Linked DNA regions of Homo sapiens: region 2 is linked to region 1. Evidence: read pairs that join two places in POLR2A ChIA-PET (ENCODE). Cell type or tissue: OCI-LY7. All regions are shown on one strand. Links, peaks and the distances in the headings refer to the core of each region. The heading gives the core; the rest is flanking DNA.

Evidence for each region. ChIA-PET counts read pairs that join two places held together with the same protein. Peaks named below come from ENCODE experiments on the same cell type or tissue, not always from the same donor. Only the 100,000 strongest peaks of a DNase experiment are listed, where the experiment ranks them.
Region 2: POLR2A ChIA-PET joins it to region 1 with 6 read pairs; 16 of 35 experiments call an interaction of 5 or more read pairs at or near these places.

What each region holds. Positions count from the first base shown.
Region 1 is chr15:90,895,951-90,898,858 of GRCh38, reverse strand. No RefSeq gene overlaps it. Among named protein-coding and RNA genes, the nearest start is that of MAN2A2, 5.9 kb to the left of the region's middle. In OCI-LY7, for the core only: a CTCF peak has its summit at 1,501; a DNase peak (open chromatin) is centred at 1,508; H3K4me3 peaks cover 1,460 bases; H3K27ac peaks cover 1,414 bases.
Region 2 is chr15:90,957,420-90,960,327 of GRCh38, reverse strand. RCCD1 (RCC1 domain containing 1) reads right to left here. Exons shown (of 8, transcript NM_001017919.2): 3 at 2,825-2,908; 4 at 2,603-2,724; 5 at 330-428. Among named protein-coding and RNA genes, the nearest start is that of RCCD1, 4.0 kb to the right of the region's middle. In OCI-LY7, for the core only: no CTCF peak of the experiment used is centred there; no DNase peak of the experiment used is centred there.

The sequences.
Region 1 (2,908 bases), core at 156-2,655:
CTGTAACTTGAATTATTCATATAGTCCCATGTTTCTTAGCTTCCATTCTCTTTTTTCCTCTCTGTACTTCAGTTTAGGTACCTCCTTTTAACCTATTAAGTTCACTAATTCTGTTTTCTGATATGACTTAATTTCTAAATTCGATTGTGATTTTATCCTTTACTTCTATCAATGTTTATGAAATCCATCCAATGAGTTTGTAATTTCAGGGGTATTTTTCAGTTCAATAGCCTCCTTTCATCCTCTTTTAATAGATTCCAACTCTGTTGACATTCTCTACATTTGCTTCTTTTTTGTCCATCTTCTTCTCTATTTGACATATTAACCAAGTTATTTAAAAATCTTTGCCAGTTCCAATGCCTGGATCACATGTGGGTCTGCTTTTATTTATTTTTTCTTTTATGTATTAGCCCCACATTTCTCCATTTTTTGCATGGTTTATGATTTTTAATTGTATGTCACATATTGGGTATAAAAGAAGGATAGGGGCTTCAAATCTTGTTATTCCCTACAGGAGCTAGTCACTTCGATGCAATTACGTACTGAACTGGGTTGGGGCAGTGTTGGAATTGCAGTAAAATTCAATCCCCTCCTGGTTGTCCTTGTTCCTTAGGAATGGCCCTCTTGGATTTTGGATTGAAAGCCTAGTCAGTCTCTGTCTCTCTCAGATCTTAAAGTTCTGCTCTTCAGAGATTTAAAGGGAGCTCTTTAGCTTCCCAACCCACACAGGCGCAAAACCTGGCAAATACCTTATGTTGGGGAGACCAGCTATTTGTTCACTCCAGGCCTCCTCTCTAAACACTGCAAGACTGTGGGACTTGCCTTCTCAGTCTCCTGCACTGCCTCAGAACTCAGCAAATGTCCCATGGGGAAAACACTCTGCATTTTGTGCTCCTCTAGGTCCTAATCCATAGCAAGTCCTTGCAACTACCAAAAACTGTTCCTTTCTCTCTTCCCCAGTAGAGTCTCTCTGCTTGGGCCAAGTCTGATCCTCATGTCCCAAATGGGCAAATGTTTCAGGGAAGAAAATAGCTGCCTATCACTAGTTCAACTCGGAAGGGCTCTTCCCTCCTTGAAATTTTAGTCCATTCAGTCTTTATTTCTGTGACCACTCTTCATTCTTTTTAAAAATAAGACATTTCGGCCAGGCGTGGTGGCTCATCCCTGTAATCCCAACACTTTGGGAGGCCGAGGTGGGCGGGTCACTTGAGGTCAGGAGTTTGAGACCAGCCTGACCAACATGTTGAAACCCCGTCTCTACTAAAATTACAAAAATTAGCCGCTCGTAGTGATGCGTGCCTGTAATCCCAGCTACTCAGGAGGCTGAGGCAGGAGAATCGCTTGAACCCGAGAGGCAGAGGTTGCAGTGAACTGAGATCGCGCCACTGCACTCCAGCCTGTGCAACAGCGCGAGACTCCATCTCAAAAAAAAAAAAAAAAGAAAAAAAAAGACATTTTCATCTTAGCTGTTTTTTCCCTAGCGGTTGCAATGGGAGTGGTGGCGTGCAGAGACCTACCATATCCTACCTAGCAGAAGTTTTTCAGTTCTGCTTTCTACCATTTCCATTGGAGGTATTATTTCACTTCCTAGTATTTTCATTTAATTACACGACAACACAACTTCCTTTTGTTTAAACAAGTTATATGGCTCACTCTCATCTCTTTCAAAATAGATTTTTGTTTGCTGTGTTTTGTTTTTTTGAGACATAGTTTTGTTCTTCGCTCTTGTTGCCCAGGCTGGAGTGCAATGGCGCGGTCTCTGCTCACTCCAACCTTCATCTCCCCGGTTCAAGGAATTCTCCCTTCTCAGCCTCCAGAGTAGCTGGGATTACAGGTGCACACCACCACGCCTGGCTAATTTTTTTTGTATTTTTAGCAGAGACGGAGTTTCACTATGTTGGCCAGACTGGTCTCGAGCTCCTGACCTCAGGTGATCCACCTGCCTCAGCCTTCCAAAGTGCTGGGATTATAGGTGTGAGCCACTGCACCCAGCTGATGTTAACTATTTCCTGAACTTTCTTGAGGGATGGCCATTTTACTTCAAGGTTTTCATTGCCCTGTTCTGTATTACAAATGTTTCCCACTTTGTTTTTTAGTTATGTTCATACTTCCTTATCTTCTCAAACTTCGCTTTTGGTGATGTTAATATTTCAGATGACTTTTTAGGTTTCACTGGGACTTAGGGGAGGAGGTGAAGGCTCCCCAGTCTGCCATCTTATTCCTCAATAAATTCATCTTGAGAAACAACTCCCTCAAAAGCATTTTCTTCCTCATCAGCCACATCAGTCTTCTTTGAGTGGAACTCTCTTCTCATCTCCTCCTGAATTTTATGCGAGTGTTATACGCATCCATAGTGTCAGCTACTCTCTAATATTCATAAGCCAATGATTCACACATCTATTGCCAGCCTTCATCTCCATCTGGGCTTCCAGACCTATTCATCTACATTTTAAATTAATTATTTATTATTTTTATTTACTTATTTTTGAGACAGGGCCTCGCTTTGTTGCCCAGGCTGGAATGCAGTGGTGTGATCACAGCTCACTGCAGCCTCGACCTCCGAGGCTCAATTGATCCTCCTACCTCAGCCTTCTGAGTAGCTGGGACTATAGGTGTGTGCCACCACGCCTGGCTAATTTTCTTGGTTTTTTGTTTTTTGTTTTTTGTTTTTGTAAAGATGGAGTTTTGCCATGTTGCCCAGGCTGGTCTCAAACTAGGCTCAAGCAATCCACATGCCTTGGCCTCCCAAGTACCTGGGACTACAGGTGTCTACCACCACACCTGGCTTCACCCACACTTTTATCTCCAATAAAATGCAACATCTCTAAACTCAACATCCTCCTCGAAGCTCTGATCCTCTTCCTATAATCCTATTTCAGGGGATGACACCGCCATCTGGCCATAGCCT
Region 2 (2,908 bases), core at 175-2,674, 61 kb before region 1:
CTTCAGAATGATAATAATGATGTGAACACCAACTGAGCCCTGAGCTAAATCTTATTCATGCAGTCACTTATTGCCACAACAGCTCTGAGGTACACGACTGCCTAGCTCCAAAGCTGGTGCTCCCAACCCCTACATTCTGCAGGCAGGGCTGGCACTGCTGCACAAGTGTGTTGTGCCAAGACCGGCATCAGCCTTGCCAATGCTCCCTCCCATAAGGGGCTCACATGCTCCATCTGAGCAGTGTAGCTCTGAGGCCAGCATACAGCCAGGAGTTAGGAATGACAGCCACATCCTGGGGAGACGGCTGTGGGAGCCGAGATGACCCTCACCTTCCCTTGCGACAGTCTCTCCATCCTCTGCCAGGTTCCTGGTGGGCAGGGCCAGCTGCCCTGATTCATTCCAGCCCCAGATATAAATATCCCCAGTCTCTGAAAGAGATCAAGGGGACACATGAAACAGACTGTGAAGCCCCTGCATCCATCCAAACTCTCCTCCCCATCGCATCCGCTCCTGGGGACAACTAAAGCCTGCCCTGCCCAAGGTAGCACTCCAGGCCAAGGCGCTTCCCCTCGGGCCCCAGGGGCTTGTCTTAGGTTCACATCCCCTCAATGCCTTCAGATCACCCTTTAAGTCCCTTACTGGACCTTCTACTTCCATTCTTATGCTGCCAAATAGCCCCTCATTTCAGAAATGTATCCCTAGAAGTACCGCAGTGGTCTCCCTTTCAAAACCACTGGGCCAGGGCCAGGTGCATTGGTTCATGCCTGTAACCCAGCACTTTGGGAGGCTGAGATGGGTAGATCACTTGAGCTCAAAAGTTCGAGACTAGCCTCAGCAATATGGCAAAATCCCTGTCTCTAAATAAGTAAATAAAACAACCACTGGGCCGGCCTGTGCCCCTTTTTCAACTGCACCCACAGCCGGTCCTGATGAAAGCCACGTGCAGCTCTCCCCTTCCTGGCCTCCCACAACACTGGAGCTTTTTGGTTGGAACAGCTGCCTAATTCTAAAAATTTCTAACAATAGCTGCTTTATGAAGTGCTTAATCCATGCTGATGTTTCACATGCTTTTCAAATATAATCACTTAATTCTCACAATAGCCCTACAGGTGGTTTTATGACAATATCACCATTTACGCAGGATCCCTATTTTATTCACAACTGAGGCACAGAGGGGGTTAAGTACCAGGCCCGAGGTCCCAGGGCCCGAGCAATGATCTGAAACTAGGAAGTCTGGTGGGATGTGTCCGTGCTTCAGCCTCTACACTAAACTTAAGGCCTCAAACTCCTTCTGGACCTTGAGTGCAGGGCGTCCCACTGGGCTGTTTCCAGCCCTCTGGTCTCTCCAGCCCAAGGTTGGGGTTTTTTTTTTTTGTTTTTTTTTTTTTTTTAGACAGACAGAGTCTCACTCTGTCACTCAGACTGGAGTGCAGTGGTGTGATCTTGGCTCACTGCAACCTCCACTCACGCGTGGCTCAAGTGATCCTCCAGCCTCAGCCTCCCGAGTAGCTGGGACCACAGGCACGAGCCGCCACGCCCAGCTCATTTTTATATTTTTTGTACAAAGACGAGGTTTTGCCACGTTGGCGAGGCTCAGCCCAGGGTTTCCTGAGCTTGGCAACCAGCCCAGGCCCATTCCATGAGAATATGGTGTGGAGGAAGGCACTGGTAGCTTTTCTTTTTTTTTTTTTTTTTTTTTTGAGACTGAGTCTCGCTCTGTCGCCCAGGCTGGAGTGCAGTGGCACGATCTCGGCTCACTGCAACCTCTGCTTCTCAGGTTCAAACGATTCTCCTGCCTCAGCCTCCCGAGTAGCCAGGACTACAGGCGCACACCACTGCACCCAGCTAATTTTTGTATTTTTTTTTAGAGACGGGGTTTCACCATGTTGGTCAGGCTGATCTCGAACTCCTGACCTCGTGATCCACTCACCTCGGCCTCCCAAAGTGCTGGGATTACAGGCATGAGCCACTACGCCCGGCCCCCTGGCATTGGTAATTTTTTAAGCTTCCAGGTGATCTACGTAGCAGCCAGAATGAGAGCCCCAGACACAGACAAAGATCATCTGTTCCCAGCCTCACCCTCTCTGCATGGGCTCTAACAGCCTAGGAAGGAGCTACACCTGGATCACCAAGTGAAACTCCTCACTCTGGCCAGCTGTGGCACCACCACAGGGACACACTCATCACCATCCTGGTGCCTGGTGGGCACCCCAGTGTCCACCCTGTGCCACACATCATGGCCCCCTAGGCAACTGCAGCGTTTCTGCGTTTTCCTTGGCTCAGCTGCCCCCTCACACTCCATACTCCCTCGGCAGCACTGTTAAGAGACAGTCCTGGCTGGGAGCAGGTGGGGAGAGGAGGGGAGGGGCAGTGAGACCAGTAACAGAGAAGCTAGGAACAAATGCCAGAGTCCAGGCGTGAGTGGGCCATGGTGCAGGCAGAGGAGGCCGAGGGTGAGAGGCATTTAGGAGTCATAACTGACTGGGCGATGGATGGATGAATTTGGAAGGAGGCCTGGGTAGGCCCCCACCCAAACTGGAAAACGAGGAGGAAGGTTTGCACAAGATCATGAGCTCGTCTGGAGAAGCACTAAGTCACTCACCACTCACACACACAGAATGCCAGCCCCCCGCGGCCACCTCAGCCATGACTAGGCCCTGCAACGCCTCCAACAGCCGTGGCTCCAGCTCTGCCTCCAGGGTCCCATGGCCCAGCTGTCCATGCCTGAGCAAGGGAGACCGTCGTCAGCTACAGTCGCATTAAGGGGTCCCGCTCCGCTTGCTTCTCCAATCAGCAGCCCTCACCTGCCCCCGCCTCCGCTCACCTGCCCCCGCCCCAGGAGAACACCTGGCCAGCAGCGTCCAGCAGCAACGCGTGCTCGGCGCCCAGCTCCAGCTGGCGTGCCCGC